Linked DNA regions of Homo sapiens: region 1 is linked to region 2. Evidence: read pairs that join two places in POLR2A ChIA-PET (ENCODE). Cell type or tissue: Panc1. All regions are shown on one strand. Each heading gives the region's core, and the rest is flanking DNA. Links, peaks and the distances in the headings are about the cores only.

What was found. Peaks named below come from ENCODE experiments on the same cell type or tissue, not always from the same donor. Only the 100,000 strongest peaks of a DNase experiment are listed, where the experiment ranks them.
Region 1: POLR2A ChIA-PET joins it to region 2 with 11 read pairs; 3 of 35 experiments call an interaction of 5 or more read pairs at or near these places.

The regions. Positions count from the first base shown.
Region 1 is chr15:63,540,783-63,551,547 of GRCh38, reverse strand. The region is part of intron 3 of USP3 (ubiquitin specific peptidase 3); the gene reads right to left. Among named protein-coding and RNA genes, the nearest start is that of USP3, 42 kb to the right of the region's middle. In Panc1, for the core only: no CTCF peak of the experiment used is centred there; no DNase peak of the experiment used is centred there.
Region 2 is chr15:63,327,075-63,337,839 of GRCh38, reverse strand. CA12 (carbonic anhydrase 12) reads left to right here. Exons shown (of 11, transcript NM_001218.5): 9 at 9,710-9,742; 10 at 10,607-10,691. All of the region lies in intron 1 of LOC124903506 (a long non-coding RNA gene), which reads right to left. Among named protein-coding and RNA genes, the nearest start is that of CA12, 49 kb to the left of the region's middle. In Panc1, for the core only: no CTCF peak of the experiment used is centred there; a DNase peak (open chromatin) is centred at 4,969.

The DNA of each region.
Region 1 (10,765 bases), core at 1,057-9,056, 210 kb before region 2:
TCAAGTGATTTTTCTATGATTTTTCTATGCAACAATGTAGCATTGTAATTGTTTATTTGAACATTTTATGCAGATACCATGAGTTATGGTGACCTATGTAAATCATAATTGGCAATTAAATTAAAATACTTATTTTAATTATTTTATAATTAAATTTTTTTAGCTTAAAAATTAAAAATAGAAAAATTTTTACTTTCAAATGCAGGTATACTGCTGAGAAAGAATCAAATGAAAAGAAAAAAGACTCAACAAGGTATGTCACAAATTTCACAAAGAATGGCAATTGCGATTTGCTGCAGCAGAGCAAAGTTAAAAAGCTGCTGGGTAAAAAAAGAGTTTTAAGATAATAAACAACAGTTAAGAGACATTTTCAGCAAATGCATTTCAATTTAATATGAACTGGCTTCAGTCAAAAAATAATTGATAAAATTAGTCACAATCAGTGAAATCAGAATTAAATGTAAAACAAAAACATTCCTGAAGATTTTACAGAACTTGAGCTTGTAAGTGGCCAGCTATAAAACAGCTTGGATTATTTTTTTCTTTATTTTTTAAAAATACAGCCAGGGTATTCTGTTTCCCAGCCTGGTCTCAAATTCCTGGCCTCAAGCGATCCTCCCACCTCAGCCTCCCAAAGTGCTGAGATTACAGGTGTGAGCCACCGCGCCTGACTAGTTCAGATTCTTGTTCAATGTAGAAAACAATTTTAAGGTGATGAGATGAAAAATTAAATTATTTCAGTTAAGGAAATTATATTTTTAAATTATGAGGAAAAAAGTTAAAAAGATATTTTACGGAAAGTGAAAAATCTTTGAGACACCAAGCAACTGTCAGTGAATAAAAGTCCCTTCTAACAATATTAAAGACCAATTAAGTCAGCATTTGAAAAGTTACAAGTATTTTTAGCTTTAGATGAATTTTAGAAGAGATAATGCCTAATTAATACTATGGGTATATTTGTCTCAAATGACCTTCAAATTTACAGAGAAATGTCTTCATCTATTTGCAGCCTTAAATTTAAAAACTGATCTTATGTTGTAGATATTTTTGAATTCTCTACATCTGTAACTCTCAGCTAGATATAAAAAAGTCAGTTTCCAGCAAGACAGTGTTCCAACATCAGTATTTGTTGGATTTATTTCTCTTATTTTTTCTGCTGTGGGAAACACAATGCAAATATTTGTGCCCTAAGGCAGACTGTATCATGGAAGCAGCTATTAAAATTGTTCAGGCCGGGCATGGTGGCTTATCCCTGTAATCCCAGCACTTTGGGAGGCCGAGCTGGGTGGATCACAAGGTAAAGAGATCAAGACCATTCTGGCCAACATGGTGAAACCCTCTCTCTTCTAAAAATACAAAAATTAGCTTGGCGTGGTGGCACACGCCTGTAGTTCCAGCTACTCAGGAGGCTGAGGCAGGAGAATCGCTTGAACCAAGGAGGCGGAGGTTGCAGTGAGCTGAGATCATGCCACTGCACTCCAGTGCACTCCAGCCTGGCAAAAGAGCTAGACTACGTCTCAAAAAGACCCAAAAATTGTTCAGTACATATGCACAAATGCTCTAAATCATCACCAGTTTATGGAACTGTTAAAAGAAATAGAAGACAGTGAATTTAATGACCACATTATTAGCTAATGTTGGTTGCTTGAGTCAAGGAAGAGTTTTGCAAAGATTTACAATTCTGTTAACTCTAATTCAGATTTTCTCAAAACAAAAGAAATGCTTGCCAATATTCGACAATCAAAGAGTAAACCAGGAATAGATTTTTAGAAATCTCAGTGTGATTTACATTGTTACCCCTATATCACAATGCATATCAATTAGCTAGATTTGAAGATCCAAGGAGAGAAAAAGCTTATTCATGACCTAGCTAGACAGGTATAACAATTTACGTTAAAATTGAAGATTTTTATAATACAAATCAATGATCGTACACATTTTTCAACATGAATTAACATGCAGCAGCCCAGCACTGTGTAAAGTGGCTGCAAAACCTATGAAAAAAAATACAACAAACGCTTTGTTGATTTGGATAAACTTAGAGTTGATTTTCGATTTATATGATGCCCCTCTGAATTTGACGTTGATAATAAGAAGTTTTCACAAGTGTTAGTGGACTTATTAACCTGCATGGATATTTTGACAGTGCTGCACTTCTTCTGAGTCAAATCAATTATTCTTAAAAGAGTAATTTTTCTCAATACAGATACAAATACTGGAGAAAAACTGTTTGGTACTCCATTTATTGGAAAACAATGTTTAAAACAGTGTGAATCTACTTTTTTAACTGCAATTTTTATGAATCTAAATACAGATCAAATATTTTTTATCAAAACTTCACGAGTTGAGATGTACTTAAAATTGTAAAATACACAATGGATTTCAAGGATTTCATATAAAAAAGTGCAAACTATCTCTAATAATTTTACATTGATTACATGTTGACACAGTATTTCTGATATACTGGGTTAAAAAAATGTACAATCAAAAGTAATTTCACCTGTTTCTTTTTGCTTTTTTAATATGGCTACTAAAATATTTTAAATTACATATGTGACTTGAATTATTTCTCTTTTATATAACACTGCTAATGTAGGGAATCTAAGATACTACCTGCTCCAAAATTCTATAATACTAGCATAAAGAGATAATAAATTAACTTTATTGAACTATAAGAACTCAATTTTATAGTCGGGCGTGGTGGCATGTGTCTGTAATCCCAGCTACTCAGGAGGTTGAGGCATGAGAATTGCCTGAACCCGGGAGACAGAGGTTGCAGTGAGCAGAGATCATGCCACTCCACTAGGCAATAAAGTCAGACTCTTGTCTCAAAAAAAGAAAGAAAAAAGAACTCAATTTTAGGCCAGCCTGGGCAACATAGCAAGACTCCATCTTTATGAAAATTAAAAAATAAAAAATTCCCTGGGCAAGGTGGCTCACGCCTATAATCCCAGCACTTTGGGAGGCCAAGGTGGGTGGATCACCTGAGGTCAGGAGTTCGCGATCAGCCTGACCAACATGGTGAAACCCTGTCTCTACTAAAAAAATACAAAAATTAGCCAGGAGTTGTAGCGTGTGCCTGTAATCCCAGCTACTCGGGAAGCTGAGGCAGGAGAATCGCTTGAACCTAGGAGGCGGAGGCTGCAGTAAGCTGAGATCGTGCTACTGCACTCCAGCCTGGGCAACAGAGTGAGACTCTGTCCCCCCCCAAAAAAAACAAAGCAAAAATAAAATAATAAATAAATAAATAGCCAAGCATGATGGTGTGCACCTGTAATGCCTCCCAGCTCCTTGGGAGGCTGAGGTGGGAAGATCACTTGAACTCAGGAGTTGGAGGCTGCAGTGAGCTGTGATCACATCACTACACTCCAGCTGGGTGACAGAGACCCTGTCTCTAAGATTTTTTTTTAGTTTTTTGTAACTATATTTATTTTTTTGAGACAGGGTCTCATTCTGTCACCCAGGCTGGATTGCAGTGGCCCCATCTCAGCTCACTGCAACCTCCGTCTCCCTGGCTCAAGTGATCCTCCCACCTCAGCCTCCCAAGTAGTTGGGACTGCAGGCACGCTACCATGCTTGGCTAATTGTTTAACTCTGCTTCCCAAAGTGCTGGGCTTACAGGCATGAGCCACTATATGCCTCTCTCTATGCCTCTCTCTCTCTCTCTCTCTCTCTCTCTCTATGCCTCTCTCTCTCTCTCTCCCTCCCTCCCTCTCTCTCTCTCTCTCTCTATGCCTCTCTCTATGCCTCTCTCTCTCTCTCTCTCTCTCTCTCTCTCTCTCTCTCCCTCCCTCCCTCCCTCCCTCTCTCTCTCTCTCTCTCTCTATTGAGACAGGGTCTTGCTCTGCAGCAATGCTATCACAGATCACAGCTCACTGCAGCCTTGACCTCCTGGACTCAAGCGATCCTCCTGCCTCAGCCTACCAAGTAGCTGTGACTACACGCATGAGCGACCATGCCTGGCTATTTTTTTTTACTTTTGTAGTGGCAGGGTCTCACTATGTTGCCCTGGCTGGTCTCAAATTCCTGAGCTCAAGCAATCCTCCCACCTCAGCCTTCCAAAATGCTAGGATTACAAGACTGAGCCACTATGCCCGGCCATAACTCAATTTTATTTTGGCTGGATTTGTTTTTCACTGGTTTAAAAATTTTTTTTTTAGGTTTTTACAACTATCTCTATTTCTCAAGAGCCAATTCTAGGTGTTCCTATAGTCAGTCACTAAGAGGGACATTTATTTCAAGAATGTAACTTTCGTTTTTCTACTGTTTGAATTTCATATTATACAAGTTGTATATATTACTATGATTGTTGTTACCGCTATTCTTTAAGGAAAACAGCTGCTTCCACAGGTCAAAACTTCTAAGGTGAGAGTGCCTGTCAACGTGGCAGAGGATTAGTAAATGTTAGTTTCCTTCCTCTGTGTAACTAGCCTCACAGCACATTCCTCTCTAGCTACCTAGATTCCCCTGGTTTGATTTCTTTTTCCTCTGTGGTCAGAGGTCAAAAGAAAATAAGTAGCAAAGGTGGCAAATAAATGAAAATGTAAATGTTACCGGGTTGCTTTAGTCTTCAGATGAGACACAGCTTTCAAACTGGAAATTGTCCCACTAATATTGGTGTTTAAAAAGGCAAACAGATTGGCTGGACGCGGTGGCTCACGCCTGTAATCCCATCACTTTGGGAGTCCAAGGTGGGCAGATCACGAGGTCAGGAGACTGAGACCATCCTGGCTAACATGGTGAAACCCCGTCTCTACTAAAAATACCCCCCACCCAAAAAATTAGCCGGGCATGGTGGCGGGCACCTGTAGTCCCAGCTACTCGGGAGGCTGAGGCAGGAGAATGGCGTGAACCCGGGAGGTGGAGCTTGCAGTGAGCTGAGATCAGGCCACTGCATTCCAGCCTGGGCGACAGAGCAAGACTCCATCTCACAAAAAATAAAATAAAATAAAATAAAGGCAAACAGATGGATTTAAAAGTTCTAAAAATCTTTTCTTGATTCGCTACAGTTGTATTGAAGCTTTTTGGTCAGAATTATGCATACCTCAGACACTGGGAAAAAAATTTAGTCACTCTTCTTAATTTTCCCTTCAAGAAGATTATGCCAGAATAAGTGGTACAAAAAAGTACGTAACTCATAGGTTGTGTTTCAAAAACGTGTAGATTGGTCCTCTGAAGCCTAGAATGCATATCCTGCTTTGAAATAAATGTTACAAAACACAGTTAAACGTTCTAGGTAGAAATACATGTTTCCCAAAATGTAGCTGAAATCCATAGTATTTGAAAAAGCTCGATTTCTCCTTTCTTATTTATATACTACTGGCACTGAGAAACTGACAGGAGAGGCCTAGGCAGGATTCAGATAATCTGACTGGCCTCTAGGAGAGGAGGTCCAGGCTCAGCATCTTCATATACACAGGACTTCATGTAATAAACAGAAGTCAGGAACTACCTACATTATATGACCAAGTTTTAGGCTATAAAATTTATACCTAAGCAAGTTTTTACTTACTGATTTTAAATGACTCTTCAAGAAAAGATGAGCTCTACTGTTTTTTTTTTTTTTTTTTTTTTTTTGAGACAAGGTCTGGCTCTGTCACCCAGGCTGGAGTGCAATGGCGTGATCTCAACTCACTGTAACCTCCGTCTCCTGGGCTCAAGCCATACTCCTACCTCAGCCTCCCGAGTAGCTGAGACTACAGACACGTGCCACCATGCCCAGCTAGTTTTTGTATTTTTAGTAGAGATGGGTTTTCGCCATGTTGCTCAGGCTAGTCTCGAACTCTTGGGCTCAAAGCCATCCGCCCGCCTTAGCCTCCCAATGTGCTGGGATTACAGTTGTGAGCTACCGTGCCTGGCCTAAAGATAAGCTCTACTTCTGACGGACTTTTTGTCAGATAAGGACTATATTTAATAGAAAGAAAGCAGTATTTACGAAAAAGTAAGTACACTGAACATTAAAAAAAAACAAAATACTTGAAAATTGTACTAGGGTACATATTAGAGATGTTAGATAAGGAAATAGGATATAAAAAAGGAAGGTAAGAAGAATATTGGTGTCTTTACTTCTAAGACAGACAAGTAACATTATCATCTTGGGTATGTAAAGATTAGTCTCAAATCCAAATTCATTGAGCCAAATGTGATCATAAAGTAGTTTTAAACTCATTTAAGCCAACAGCTAATAAACTCCTAATTAAATGTACAGTATAGTATAATATGCATACTGATGTTAGACAGGATATATACAACTGATTTTACTACCGTGCACTGAAAAAAGATACATCAAGTAGCAGGTAAATTTTCATAAGAAACACAAGCTACTTATTTCTATTATATAATTAAGGAGGTAAACAATGAATAAAATCAGCTTGAAAATTATTTCAAATTCTGTTGACACTAATAAACAACAAAAATGAAACTGCTCAATTTTCTCATTACACTTATACTTTATATATGCCTTTTTAGATTTTGATTTATTTCTAACTTCTAGTATTTAACCTTGCCTAAAACCTTGCTACTTTTCTTTCTATACACTCTCAAAAACTCATCTTTTTTCTCTTCATTTCAAAGAACATTCTTTTCTATACTTTGGTTATTTCCTTTGGTACATCTTTTTCCCTTTTCCCTGAGAAACTTTCAATTCCATAGCTATCTGTAACTGAACTAAGTATAGTATTTGATGGTCCCCACAATGTCAGCCTTGCTTAGATATTCTTATCTCCTACCCCTTCCCTCCCAATCTTCCCTTTCACTTCAGTGTTACCTGCTCTAGTTTTAGAGTTAAGCTTTCATCCCATATACCATGAACTCTCTTACCCCTCGGTATTTTCCATTTCGCACTATTCACTTATTTAATGGCAAAACAATATTCCTCATTCGGTCATCTCCATCTTTACATTCTTCCCCCATTCTCCAAAAATGAAAACACACAGCATGGCTCAATCGTTTTCTTGTCCTAAAATTTAATGTAGGTTTACTTCCTTTAAAAAATTCTAACTTTAGAAACACTCGTTTCCTTCCTGTTTTTGCCCTGCACTACTTGCCCCCTCTAATTCTAAAAGACAAAACACTAGTCTACTAAAGTCAAAACAATAACTTTGGATTGAAATCCAGCTACTTCCCCTTTCACTAGTTTTGGTTAATAAAGTTACTTTCTTTCTACCAGACCTCACTCATATTAACTGGACTCTACAAGCAGTGAGCATCCAGACCTGCATTTGGTTACAAAAGAAGCCTTCAAGCTATTTTCATCAGCTTCCTAATCAAGTTAAAAAATAAACCACAAAACTGAGTATCCACTACCCTCTCTATATATATTCTATATATATATGTATATATTTGTATTAATAAATTATATATACAATTAAATCTAAATTATATATTACAAAAAAGAATAATTTTTAAAGAATGAGCTAGAGATGAAATAAACTATATTAAATGTCTTGCTATTCACAATATCTTCATACTATTATTAAACTAATTTCCTTTTTTTTTTTTTTTAAAGACAGTGTCTCCCTGTGTTGCCCAGGCTGGTCTCGAACTCCTGGGCTCAAGAGATCCTCCTGTCTCAGCCTCCCAAAGTGCTAGGATTATAGGTGTGAGCCACCATGCCTGGCCATAATTTCTCAAAGTACAATATACCATAAGGTAAAGGTTTGACATTAATGACAGTGAATATAGATTCATACTTCCTATCATCTTCATGTTAATTTTTAAACATTTTGTCCAACTTATCAGGTCTTATTAGTCTGTGTTTTTATTAGATAGCCAATAATTTTATCCTGTAATATGTTTGATGAGCACAGAGTAGGAAAATGTATCCATTTGCCCTTTTCTTGTGTTTACATCATCGTCACTATCTTGCAGAATTTAAAACCTTTTAGAACATGTGTCCATGTGGCTACACATATTATATGGGACGAATAAATCCATATAACTAAGCAGATATAGAATGCAAAATGCTCAAAGTAAACAGAATGAGGACACCACAGGTGAAACTGATTTAGGAGTCTGTGTGTAACTCATGGCACACAATCATCAAATCTACAGACCTCTGGCAGCAGGTGTTAAATATTTGACAAAGGTTTCTTTTCTCCTCCCAAATAAAAAGGTACAGTGTTCTAAACGCTCTTCCCATACTGCCAGTACATTATTTTGGAGACCACTGCACTAAAAACTAGGTCCCTAGCACATAGTAGCTTCTCAAAAAATGTTACTTATTGAGTAAAATGTGTCTTTTTTTTTTAATGTTGTTCACAATATGTTTGAGGACCATCATGTAAACCACGATCTGTCCCAAGTAAACATTTTGAAGACAAAAACTGAGGGAGAAAAGGACTACTTTTTATAATATCAAGTTTTCTTCATAAGGGTCATTACCTTCACTCTGTACCTTTCTTTAACACATTTATTCCTAGGTGTAACCAATAGTTTTGTCATTCTGTTGAATATTTTTGCTTGGTCATTTCCATTTTCAACTGATGACTACTAATAAAGAGAAAGCTATTAGTTTGTGTACATTTCTCACACATCAGCTTTCCAAAGTGTCTTACATTTAATCCTCATTGCTGTTTTCTACTAGAGTCCCCCTGGGCTTTCCAGCTATTCTATTGTATCATTTCAAAGTAGAAATAATTTTTTGTTTCCAATATTTATGCCAATTATTTGACTTTCTGTCTACTGTCTTACTGCAATGGCTAGAACTACCAAAACAATGCTTAATAATAGTGACAATCATGTAAATGATGACAGGAAGTATTAGTCTCGTTTCTGATATAATGGAAATGGCTTTGGCATTTCATCATTTAGTATATGATGTTTGCTTTCTGGTTTTTGGCAAACTAGAAGAGCTTAAGTTTCTGTTTATTTCAATGTTATTAGTTTTTTAAAACGAGAAATGGCTATTTATAAATGTATATTTTGCTTCCAATGGGACAATAATTTGAGGTTTCCTTTAATAATGAATATGTTCATAGAACTCAGGTGAAATTAACTCTACTTGGTAATTATATAATTTTTCTTTTTGATAGCTTACTGGGTTAGATTTGCTTTAAGTTATAGTTATTTCCAACTACAGTATTTTATTTAGTAAAATTGGCTTATTTTGTTTTTGGAGTTTCTGTTAGATTTCTATCTTAAGGTTTTGAAAGTTTATAACATTAATATACTTAATGTTAAATTTTAATAGTTTGAGGCTGCACTGTCCAATAGTAGCTAGCAGTCACATGGTGCTATTTAAATATTAATTAAAATAAAAAACACTTAATTCTTCACACTAGCCACATTCAATTGCTCAATTGCTACCATACTGAATAACATATATGTCATACCCAAGACAGAGAAAAATCTCTACCTCTTTCTCAGCTTTAAAATTCTAAGTTTTTTTCAATTCCTGTTGTTAGTGCTATTGAAGTTACTCAAGTCATGACTTCCACATCATGTCCTTGAAGAACTAAGAAAATATTCCCAAAGCAAACCATTCTTCACTCATCTGAAACAAGGAGGAATAATCATACAAATAAAACATTTTTTATGCAACAGTAAAGAAACAAGTCCTTTAATTTACTGGCAACAAAGCTATCTTTATACAGTAAGCCATGCATAACACTAATACCAAAAATAAATAAATAAATAAAACCTCTTATGCAACAAACACCCCTGACACATGACAGATCCTTCATTAAGTTTCACCAGCTCCTTTTCATTCACTTCTAAGACATTTTGATATTTACGGGCAAATTTGACATCTGGTTTTATTATAAATGACAGTAATACTGAAAAGAAAAAGCAAGCTGATATTCTAGTGACTTCACCTATTTCAAACTGAGAAAGGTTAAAATCTAAAAGAATTTGCTTAGGAAGCAAGAGCATTTTTAAATTCTCTTACTAAACTCTGATGTATTGCCATCAAATAAGCCAATTATGGAAAATTAGAAGAATACCTGCAGAGCAAACCCATATCCTTTGTTAAAAGCAGACAAGTACCAGCTTATCTTAAGGAAGAGCCTTTTATGTTTTAAGATTATCTCTATTAGAAAGTTTCTTCTTAAACTTCAAAATATTGTTTTTAAATAAACAAAACTCTCCCTGTTGTCTAATTTTTTACATTGAAAATTTGCGTCCAAATCGTTTATAAGAACATCAACAAAATATTTTCCTTTTTTAAAATTTTTAATCACAACTGCTGTAGGAAATGATTCATTATCTATTTAAACTCACAAATAAAGCTTTATGTTCATTTTAATTAAAATTGCCATTTATTACAAGTGTTTAAAATCTGAAATTCAAGCCTCTTTTCTAGACAACTGATTCATATTTCACAATATTTCTTCATTTGAAAGGATGCTTTAAAACATTACCTGCCCTGAAGGAATATACTTTTAATATTCCTTTCATAATTCTTCATTCTCAAAAATTCAGCTATTATTGATAAGGATATCGAAGTTGACAAGACTATGTCAGATGTCAAAAATTATTGGTTCAGTATTTTAAATCTATTAAATACAAAGGTCTACCTCCATAAAAAAACCAAAGTTCCTAATTTTAATCTTTGTTTCTTCTCAATCACAATAATGTACACCACATACAATTCCATTTGTATTGGTTAAGGGAGGGAAATTGGGATGGGAGCAAATGAAATATTACCTAACAAACAGTAAACTAAACACTAGCTCTTGTGTGAAATCTTGGGAAGATTTTTATTTTCATCGAAATCTTAATTTACCTTTCATTTTCAAGTTAATGTGCTTATCTCCTTAAGAAG
Region 2 (10,765 bases), core at 1,362-9,361:
TTTGGGAGGCCAAGGCAAGCGGATCACCTGAGGTCAGGAGTTCAAGTCCAGCCTGACCAACATGGTGAAACCCCATCTCTACTAAAAATACAAAAATTAGCCGGGCACGGTGTCTTGCCTCCTTTGGGAGGCCGAGGTGGGTGGATCATGAGGTCAGGATTTCGAGACCAGCCGGACCAACATGGTGAAACCACGTCTCTACTAAAAATACAAAAATTAGCCGGGCGTGGTGGCACATGCCTGTAATCCCAGCTACTCAAGAGGCTGAGGCAGGAGAATCGCTTGAACCCAGGAGGCAGAGGTTGCAATGAGCCGAGATCACACCACTGCACTCTAGCCTGGGTGACAGGGCGAGACTCCGTCTCAAAAAAAAACCAAAAAACAAAAACAAAAGAAACCCGTTAACCCACTTGTCAGAATCTGCTCTCCTCGTCTCACCTGGTGCACTTTTTTGGGTTCCTTTCTTATTATATGAGGTTATAACGATCACCTCCTAAACTTAGTTGAACATATGGAGACTGTATTTGAAGGCCCTTTCCAGGAAGCTTTAGAAACTGACCCATCCTTACGGTCAGGATTACATCATTCTCTGTCTTTTCATGAAGAACTGCCCAAGAATTTGTCTTTTGTGTTTTCTCCTCTCCAGGTACAACTAATTAAGATCATTTCCCTCTTTCCTCAGTTTCTCAGTTGGAAAACAGAATCTGTGAACAGTAGCCTTCCTGAAAATTCAAAATCCATGTGATGATAACTAACAGTTTCTTTTCTAGGAAATGAACTGAGTGCATGGAATGTATCTGTTATGGATACAACGCTGTCTTTTCTCATTCTTCTAAGTGGAGAATGTAGTATCCAAGGGTTAAATGGAACTACTTCAACTCTTAAAACCAAAAACATAAAAACTCTGCCAGGAGATTAGGAACTTTGCCCACATAGATCAGATAGAATTTTGCTCGCGATCCCAGGACCCCATTGCCGGCTCTGTTCTCTGAGCTCACCTATGCACACCCAGGGAAGGGGTGGCACATATTCTCCTTACAGTCAGGAGGCCTAGGTTCAAGGCCTGGCTTTGCTTCCTCCTGGCTGCAGGCTGTGGACAAATCGTGTCCCTTCTTCAGGCCTTGGTTTCCTCAGCCACAAAATGCCAGGTAATCCCAGCTACTCAGGAAGCTGAGGCAGGAGAATCGCTTGAACCCGGGAGGTGGAGGTTGCAGTGAGCCAAGATCATGCCACTGCACTCCAGCCTGGGTGACAGAGTGAGACTCTGTCTCAAAAAAAAAAAAAAAAAAAAAAAAAGCCAGGTTGGATTAGGTGATCTCATGTCCTTTCGGTGCTAATATGTTGTGATGGTTAAGTGGACACTAACAACTGCCAATCCTGACTTTACATTGCAGGGACAGTGTTTGAGGGCAGTTACAGAGGATCAGAAGAAACCGGGCAGGAGCTTGACTCTGACATCCAAAAGTAACCCCCGCTTGTAACGATGGACTATGGCATTGGGGATAATTAGCCATCTTCTTAGACCGGCTTGTGTCTAAGCAGCTGCTTGTAGTGGGGCAGCGTAGGCAGGTTTTTAGCCAAGCGCTTCAGTAGATTCTCCCAGTCTGGATAGGGGAGCTTGAGGGGCCTCTAAGCAGAAGTCTGGAGACCATCTCCCAGCTTAGGACGTCAAGATCAAAGCCCAAATGCAGCGTTGCCACTGCTCTTCCTCCACGGTTTGCCCAGAGCTGGTGCTTCCACAAGCCCAGGTTGGGACCAGCTTTCTCCTCTGAGTGAGACTCTGTGGCAGTCCAAGGAAAACCTGTCCATCTGGAGGCTGATTATAGAAGCTTGGCCAGAATTCTCCTCCCCTCCCTTTCACTTCCCAAAGACACAGGCAGCAAGTGCGGCTGCTTCCCAAGGAGCAATGAGGAGGCAGTCCCAAAGGGGTGAAGGCCCAAACCTCATCTGCCCAGGGGGCTGCATTCACGAGGCCTTTCTTACCCAGCTCGGAGCAGGCCTCAGACTGTAACATGATGTTTCAGGTTTACGGTGTGAGACTTTGTCAGTGTGAACCTTGAGCAGTTTGGACTCAAATTGTAGCCTCATCCACTGAGGCATGTTTGTAATTAGGGTCTGGCTTACTCAGGGCTTTCTCTGGAAGTTAACAAGAACTACAGAGTCAGAAAATTCTGCCAGGAGAAAAGTGATGTTTAAAAAATCATCTAGGATGGCCGGGTGTGGTGGCTCATGCTTGTAATCCCAGCACTTTGGGAGGCTGAGGTGGGAGGATCACATTAGCCCAAGAGTTTGAGGCTGCAGTGAGCCATGATCACACCACTGCACTCCAGCTTGGGTGACAGAGTGAGACCCTGTCTCTTAAATAATTAAAATTTAAAAATTAAAAAAAAATTCCCTATGAGAGAAAGTACATGGACTTTGGGGAAGGATCTGAAGTTTAGCCAGGTTGGGACAATTTGGACCGAATCATTTAACTTAACCCTGCTATTTTCCTCAACTGTGCTTAGAAAAGGGGTACAGGACCTGATTTCTGTCCTTAAGAGGTTTATAGTCCAGCTACACCTTAGCCTGGGGGCAGAGTTTCTCAACCTTAGCACTACTGACAACTTAGGCAGGATAATTCTTACAGTGGGGGGTGTCCTGTGTGTTGTAGCATTGGCAGCACCGTTGGTCTCTACCCAGTAGATGCCAGTTGCCCCTCCCCAGTTTTAACAGGCAAAACTGTTTCCAGACATTGCCAACTCTGTGCAGGCAGGAGGGGCAAGTTTTCCCCTGATGGAAAACCACTGCCCCAGGGTTTCTGCGGCCCAGAACTCATTGTTTTCACTGATGTCATAGGAGTCTGGAGTTTTATATCACATGCCCTGGTCTTCATTGTTTTATGGCATGAACATTTCAGTGTGATGATGGTTATCCCTGAAACAGTAAGGCTGAAGTTACTGAGGCAGAACAAACCAACCCAAGAGAGACCTTGTTCCCCATCTTCCTTTAGAATTCAAGTATAGATTCTTTTTTATATGATTGGGTAAGACCAAGAGACGTAGCGTGAGAGAGAACTGTGCACCCTTAGGAGTGTACAAATCCTTTATCAGGGGTGCAGATGCCTCTGAAGTAGCAACTTCTTCAGGATCCCCCCTTTATTCTTTTTCTCTCTCCCTTTTGTATGAGTTTTTCTCTCTTGTATGTTATGTTTCTTGTTGCCTTTAGTTAAAACGTCCACTCTTTATGGAAAAGTGAAAGTCATGTCAGGCACTTTTTTCCATTCTTAAAAAGTGCCTCTTCCATTGGCTGGGTGTGGCTCATGCCTGTAATCCCAGCATTTTGGGAGGCCAAGGCAGGTGGATCACCTGAGGTTGGGAGTTCGAGACCAGCCTGGCCAACATGGTGAAACCCCCTCTCTACTTAAAAAAAAAAAAATCAGCCAGGCATGGTGGTGCATGCCAGTAGTCCCATCTACTGTGGAGGCTGAGGCAGGAGAATCACTTGAACCCAGAAGGCAGAGGTTGCAGTGAGCCAAGATTGCACCAGTGCACTCCAGCCTGGGCGACAGAGTGATACTCCATCTGAAAAAAAAAAAAAAAAAAAAAAAAAAAAAAAGTGCCTCTTCCAAGTGGCAGTTGGAAGATTTGAGCTGAAGGAGAAAGCAAGACTCGTCCTCAAGGTGGGCCCCTGGGAGGGGACACGTCCTCAGGCCAGTTCGGGTTTCAAGTCAGGTGCTCTTAGTGGGAAAGGGGAAAGACGGCAGAGGCAGGGGGACATCACAGGGGCTCAGGCTTAGGGCTTTGGCCTGGTTCTTGGTTCCTTTGAGTTCACCTCCTCCTAGCCAGTGGCACCAACACTGGGCCCAGATGCTGGGTAATGAAGCAAGAGCCCATCAGACAAAAATGCTAACACCATCTAGCCCTGTGCTCAACATGTCAGGGCCATGGAAACTTGAGGGACAAAAGGAAGCCAAGAAGTTTCTATAATCACATCATTAGTGGGCTTGCTCTAAGCAACTGCATGTCACCCACCAGAGCAGCTATGGCACACTCAGACAAGGGTGCCAGGCAGCAAACCGCAAGGGCAAATCTATAGTCCTGCAATTAGGATCTGCTTAAGCCTAGACCTGGGCAATTTTATGAAACCTTAAAAGGAGGGAGAAGGAAATCAGACATGGCTAAGATGGCTAATTATCTAATTTTTTGAGGCTAGAATGCATGTGTTATCATTATTGACCTTGTATTTCTTAAAGTTTCCATTTATAAGTAAAAGCTATTAGCTGAAAGAATATCATCGATTCTCCCAAAGGATCCAAATGATTAGCCAGCATCATTTCCACCTTCAGTCGCTGGTCTGGGTCAGAGGCCGAACAGTCAGGAGCATTGGTCCAAGGTGCTAAGAAGTGAGGTCCTAGTGCCTTTCACACACCACATGTTTCCCGAGCACAGTCCGAGTTATGCGCTATGGGGGACAGAAAACCCCATGGTGGGTGTCATCTTGCTCTTAAACACAGCCCGTGGCACAGGGCAGACTATGTTCAGGAAAGACAATGGGAAAAGGGGCTGGGCAGACGGCTGGACCCACCCTTGGTGATGGGGCCCTAGCCGATCCTTCCACATCATCTCCCCACAGCCCCATCCCTGCCCTCTTAGCCTCAGCCCCCAAAACTGTAGGGCAGATGCTTTCAAGTACACACACTTGATGTCTGGGATGCCCCCTCCCTCCTCCATCTGGAAAATTCTTTCAAGACCCAACTCTAATCACGTCCTCCTGGAAGTCCTCCCCATCCCTCTAAAGGTGACTTAATCTCCCTCAGTGCAGCCAGAACCACGTCTCCATCTCTGTTATGTTACTTGACACACCATAGAGTAATTATTACCACACAGCAAAGACGAATAGAAAAAGAACAATACGTACATATTATACACATACTACAAGCTCCTTAAGGCCAGGGATGACTGACGTGTTACTCATTTTTATGCCTGGCATGGTGCCTGGTGCTCAATATAAGCTTGTTGAAAGAATGTCCCTGACCCATCTCCAGTTCCCTCCCCTCCTCAGTGTCTTCTCTGCAGAATGATTTACACATAAGCCTGGCCAGTTGTCACCTTTTCGTTTTATTGTCTTGTTTTTCTGTGGTCTCCATTTGCTAACAATGTTAAAAATCAACCATTTGTTTAAGAGAGATTAACGATCAGAACTTAGCTGTCAGTTTTGAAGGTCTGGGAGGAAGTTGCCTAGAGATGCTGTTGTGCCTTCTGTAGCTCTGGCTTGATAGGGATCAAAGGCCCCCGTCCCACCACCCATTCTTTCCCCAGGGACAGTGAAGACAGCTTAGAGTGCCAAGCACCAAGTGCCAGCATTGTAACCTGCCCCTGAGGCTCTGGGATTTAGGCCCTTCAGAGCAACGTGCTGTCTGCAGGGGCTGCATTCCTGTAATCTACAGGCAAAGCCCTCAGTCCCATCATAGCTGTATAAAACCAGTTCCCCCATGTAATCTGGTACTATCTTGTTGGCAGATTTCTTTGTAGCAATTCTTGTTTTGGGTTGCATAGCGTTCATAAGGAAAACTCCGCAGTTAAATATGTCCTCTGAAGATGGCTCCACTCTGTGGTGAGGGCATCTTCCTTGTCTTGGCAAAGCATCATCTGAAGATAGCACTGGATTTGCAGTTTCTTGACTCTCTGATTTTTTATTAGGTGTAATAATAAGGGGCTTTTTACCTTCCTAACAGATTTTGTGTATTTAAACTATCAAACCCCTGATAAATCTAAACTCTCTGACCTCTTTTACAAGGCTGGAGACGGCTAAGGATATCGCTACGTAACATGCCATCTATGTAAACAGTGTGTACTTTAAAATAATACTTGAAAAGGATTATAGTCCACAGTCAAACAGAATCGTAAATAGAGCTAGAAAATACTAGACTGTTGTTCCAGGAACCTCCAGATGTGAAAGTGAGGTGCTTGTTCCTCGTGCTGGACTCTTCTGTGTTTATGCTTGAGGCTTCAGAAGACCTCAAAAGCCCTTAACCAGCATCCCTCAGTCCAGCAAGATGCCGGTGGAAGACGCAGCTCCTGGGCCTGCCAGAACAGGTAGCAAGGCCCTTGTGGCAAGCAGCTCACCGACCTTCTCCGGGTGTCTGTACCTTCCTGGGCAAGGTGTGTGACCATCGAGTTCTTCTATATCTGTGTGGTTTCCTTGTGTGTGTCACACTGCCGTCTCTCTGCTCGCCCTGAGTCATACCCGAGCACTTTGTGAACAGGCGGCTCTCCCACGTCCTCATGGTGTGCACCCTCTTACCAGCCAGCCCCAGAGCTCCTTCTGTTGGGCTGCCACTCGATGCCTCTCGTGGGCCACCTCTGTGACCTAGCCTGTCTCCATTTCTACTGTCTGTCCCATTGTTCTTCCGTGGGAATCGCCTCCCTTCTTTCCTATTCAGAAACAAACCATTTCTTTAACCTGAAAGTGAATTTCTCTAGTTCTGCCCCTCCCTGTACCATCTTTGATGCCTGTTCTCTACAGTGCCTAGAGGCTTCGCTCTCACCCAGCCGAGGCTCTGCTGGGAAACAGGCTTTGGCTTCGCACTCAGGTTCTAGTTCTCTGGTTGCCCTGACAGTTCTCCCTGTGTCCCGAAAGTCTCGCTGACTTTCTCTCTCCCATCAGATAACAGATGTTTTGGCATCTGCCTCCAATGGGACTCAAGCCCATTTCTGCAAAGAAGCTGAGCCTCCATGATGGTTGGTGCTGTCTCGATTGGCAGGGACAGCATTCCAACAACACCTTCCTGCCCTGGGCTTCCTGAGGTGGTGGAACTATCGGGTGACACCCTCGCCGGCATTCCTCTTCCTTAACAGCTTATGATGTTGGCTCAGTCAAGCTGCTTCGTTTTTGCTGTATCAAAGTCTTGGCTGAAAAGTATCTGTCCCAGTCTCTGGGCCTTTCTTTGTCTTCATGCCTGTTTGGTCTCATTTCGTTGTTTCCAAGGAGAGTCCATTTAGGCCTTGACAAGTGGTCCTCAAGGAGCAAAGATCCCAGGTCACAGCACTGGGTTCAACTATGCTGTTGCTTACAGGACCTCCAACAGGAACCCCGCGTAATAACCGGGGGAAGCCAGACTCTCCCTCCAGAGAAGCCACCACGCAGGGCATGTGCCCTGAGAAAAGCCCCACCCTTGCTGGGGCCTTGCTCTCCATAGACTTTGCTCAGCTCCCCAAGACCAGGCATGAAGGGTACCCCCACCAGCCACAGACTGGGCTGCTCAGTGGTCTGGGGCCTGTGTGACTCTCAGAATGTTTGAGGTGACTGTGAAAGAGATGACTTTAGAAACCATCCAGCCTGGATGGCTTAGCCAGGTGGTAAGGCTTCCTAGTAATAGTCTTCAGGTGGCGAGAACTGGTTTGGCACCACAAGCATCTGGAGCTTCAGGAACAAAGAACGAGAGTGTATTTCATCAAAGGGTTGGGAAGAAAAACCATGGCTAGGTTTATTATGTTTGTTTTTTTAAGATTCCAGGGACCATGGTCTCTGGTTACATTTAAAAAAGAAACAACCAACCCTAATACCAAGTTCCACTGTGCAGAGGCCACAGGCCCTGCAGGAAACAGAGCTTGTGCTGTACAAACACTGGAAGCTCCCTCCAGGTGGAGACTCATGTCCTCAGTACCTCCCCAAGCCACAGGCTGGTCCTTGTGTTCAGGTTACACGAAGAGGCCTGGGGCAGGGAGTCTGGCCAGTGGAGCCACTCTGCCACTTGGGAGGTCATGAGCAGCTGGTGGTGGTGAGCAGAGTAGGGAGAATAGGCTTCCCTGTCCTTGGGGACAGCTCTTCTCCCTGCCTGCTCTGCTAACCCTCACAGCAGCCCGGTGCCACCTGGGGAAGCCAGACCAGGAACCCCCAGGGCCCAGCCTTGGACCAGGGAGGCTCTGCAGGTTCAATGTGAGATTGCAGAAAAAGACAATCGGAAAAGCACACGGCTGATGGCTCCTGGGGAATCAGCTAGACTTGGGCCATACGACAGGAGAAGGGGCAGTGAGCAAAACCTCACCCTGCAGCCTCAGATCTGGTTCCCCAGGCTGTTAAGGGCCCCAAGGGAGAGTCCTTGGCCCCCTGCTGGCATCTTACACTTGACCAGGGCTCTCCCAGGGCCTCAGCCACCACTGTGGGTTCTATGGGCACAGGATCTTCTGTGTCAGGCTGGGTGGCCACCATCTGTACAACTGTGGCTCCCAGTGTGAGTTAGAACAAATACCCCTTCTTCCTCCAAGACACACACACATGCTAGAAGTTTCCATTGAGATGAGAAAACCACCAGACAGAAGGGTACCTGTAAATCTACACTTTCTTTAGACAAAGGACCTGATTAGGAGAATGGGGAATGGCTGTGGGAACCTTGGAAAAAACAGGCTGAGGGTTTTCAGGGGAGACTTCATGACTGGGATCCTCTGCTCACTCAAGACAATGGATTCTCATGTGATTTTCCCCCCAGGAGGTGGCTAGTAGGCTGACTGTGAGACTTAGGTAGCTGGGCACGGGTTCAGCCACACTGAGGACTTCTCTCTCACCTTATTTATCCTCAACAGTAACTTGCTGGTTGAAGCCGTAATACCCTGGTTCCATGGAGCAGAGAAGTGGGGCTGATGTGGTGAAGGCGTTTGTCCAGGAGGGACAAAGCAAAAATAGAACCAAACCATGATGACAAGCTGATGGGCTGGGGGAGAAGTCTGGTGATGGATTCCTTGCTTAGGAAGTGAGGCAGGTACCAGGGACATGGACAGGAGCCTGCCCAAGCAGGCTTTGATCCCTACCTTTCTTCATCTTTCCTCTTTGGCCATGTTGTATTAAAAACTGAAATCTTGGCTGGGCGCCGTGGCTCACACCTGTAATCCCCATAGTTTGGGAGGCCGAGGCAGGTGGATCACTTGAGATCAGGAGTTCGAGACCAGCCTGGTCAACATGGCAAAACCCCATCTCTACTAAAAATACAAAAATTAGCCAAGCGTTGTGGTGCACGCCTGCAGTCCCAGCTGCTCGGGAGGCTGAGGCATGAGAATTGCTTGAACCCAGGAGGTGGAGGTTGCAGTGAGCCAAGATTGTGCCACTGCACTCCAGCATGTGTGACAGAGCGAGACTCTGTCTCAAAAAAAACACAAACAAACAAACAAACAAAAACTCAAGTGAAGTCTTGCCCTAGCCAGGAAACTGTTGTGATAAAGGAGCATCGGGGCCGGGCGCAGGGGCTCACGCCTATAATCCCAACACTTTGGAAGGCCAAGGCAGGTGGATAATGAGGTCAGGAGTTCAAGACCAGCCTGGCCAAGATGGTGAAACCCTGTCTCTACTAAAAATCCAAAAATTAGCTGGGTGTGGTGGCAGGTGCTTGTAATCCCAGCTACTTGGGAGACTGAGGCAGAGAATTGCTTGAACCCAGGAGGCGGAGGTTGAAGTGAGCCAAGATCGCACCACTGCATTCCAGCCTGGGCGGCAGAGCGAGATTCCATCTCAAAAAAAAAAAAAAAAGGAGCATCGGAAGGAGGGATTGCAGTATGAATTCCCTAGATGGGCAATTTCCTGTACTTCATCAGGCAATCCCTGAGCCAAGGGTGGACATCCCTAGAGGTCTGTCAGCCTAAGACCAAACAAATGGTAGAGCGTCTCTCAACACGCTGCTCAAATCCAGTGTGGTTTGACTCTAGAGTAACCTCGTCTTTTCCTCTCCCCTTTTAAGTGCAAGTCTGTACTGCGGCAGGACTGAGTCTGGGTATGTGGCTGGGCAGCCAGCCGTGCATGCTGCAGCTGGGTGATCACTGTGATTCTTGGTGTGATCCAAGCCCGTCCTCTCTGCTTCTCTGTACTATTGCTCTGGCTCCTGGCCCTCTCCTTGCTATGGGTCTTACCCTCAAGTCGCTCTGTGATTCAAAGATGAACTGCCAATCAAATGTTCCTCTAATGAAAGATCCAATCACTCTACAGCATGTGTGTATTCAAAGAACCTATCTAAGACTTTCTTTTGGTCATGGTGGGAGGCTGTTGCTGAAAACATACCAGAGCCCATTGTGGAGGTCAGCTGACAGGCCGCATGACCTTGGCAATGGACTACTGGTCATCTGGGACTGCTTAGGACTGTGCAATGGAACTTGGGGGCAAAACTGATGGAGACAGCCAATGGGCCTTAAATCCAGCAGGCAAAGACAGAGTAAGTTCTTATTTGTGTAGCCCAGGGCTTATCAAAGTGTGGTTCTTGGACCACGTGCATCAGTATCAGCTGTAAGTATTTGGCAAAATGCAGATTCCCGGGCCCTGCACCAAACAGATTGACTTTGAATCTCTGGGGGTTGGGCTAAAAAAAAAAAAAAAACCCTACATTTTAAACAAGCTCTTCAGATGACCCTTGTGTAAGTTTGAGAGCATCTGCTGGAAAACCACTAGAATTTGCAAACGGCCACCTCAAAATACTCCAGCCAGTCCCACTAAGCCAAAGACCAGAATCTGAGAACAGGGATGGGGAAATTATTCCTTTCTGTGGATGATTATGCAGCTGGGCCATGATTTCACACCCGGGGGCCATGGGCTAAGATGGAGGGGAAGGAAGGAATGTAATGTGTGCCCTCTACCTCTTCACCAGGCATCATCCTCTCACTGGCCCTGGCTGGCATTCTTGGCATCTGTATTGTGGTGGTGGTGTCCATTTGGCTTTTCAGAAGGAAGAGGTGAGCTGGTTTGGGTCCAAAATGGGAATGGACAGCTATGTGTCCATGATGATTAGTCTGCCTGGGAAGGCAGC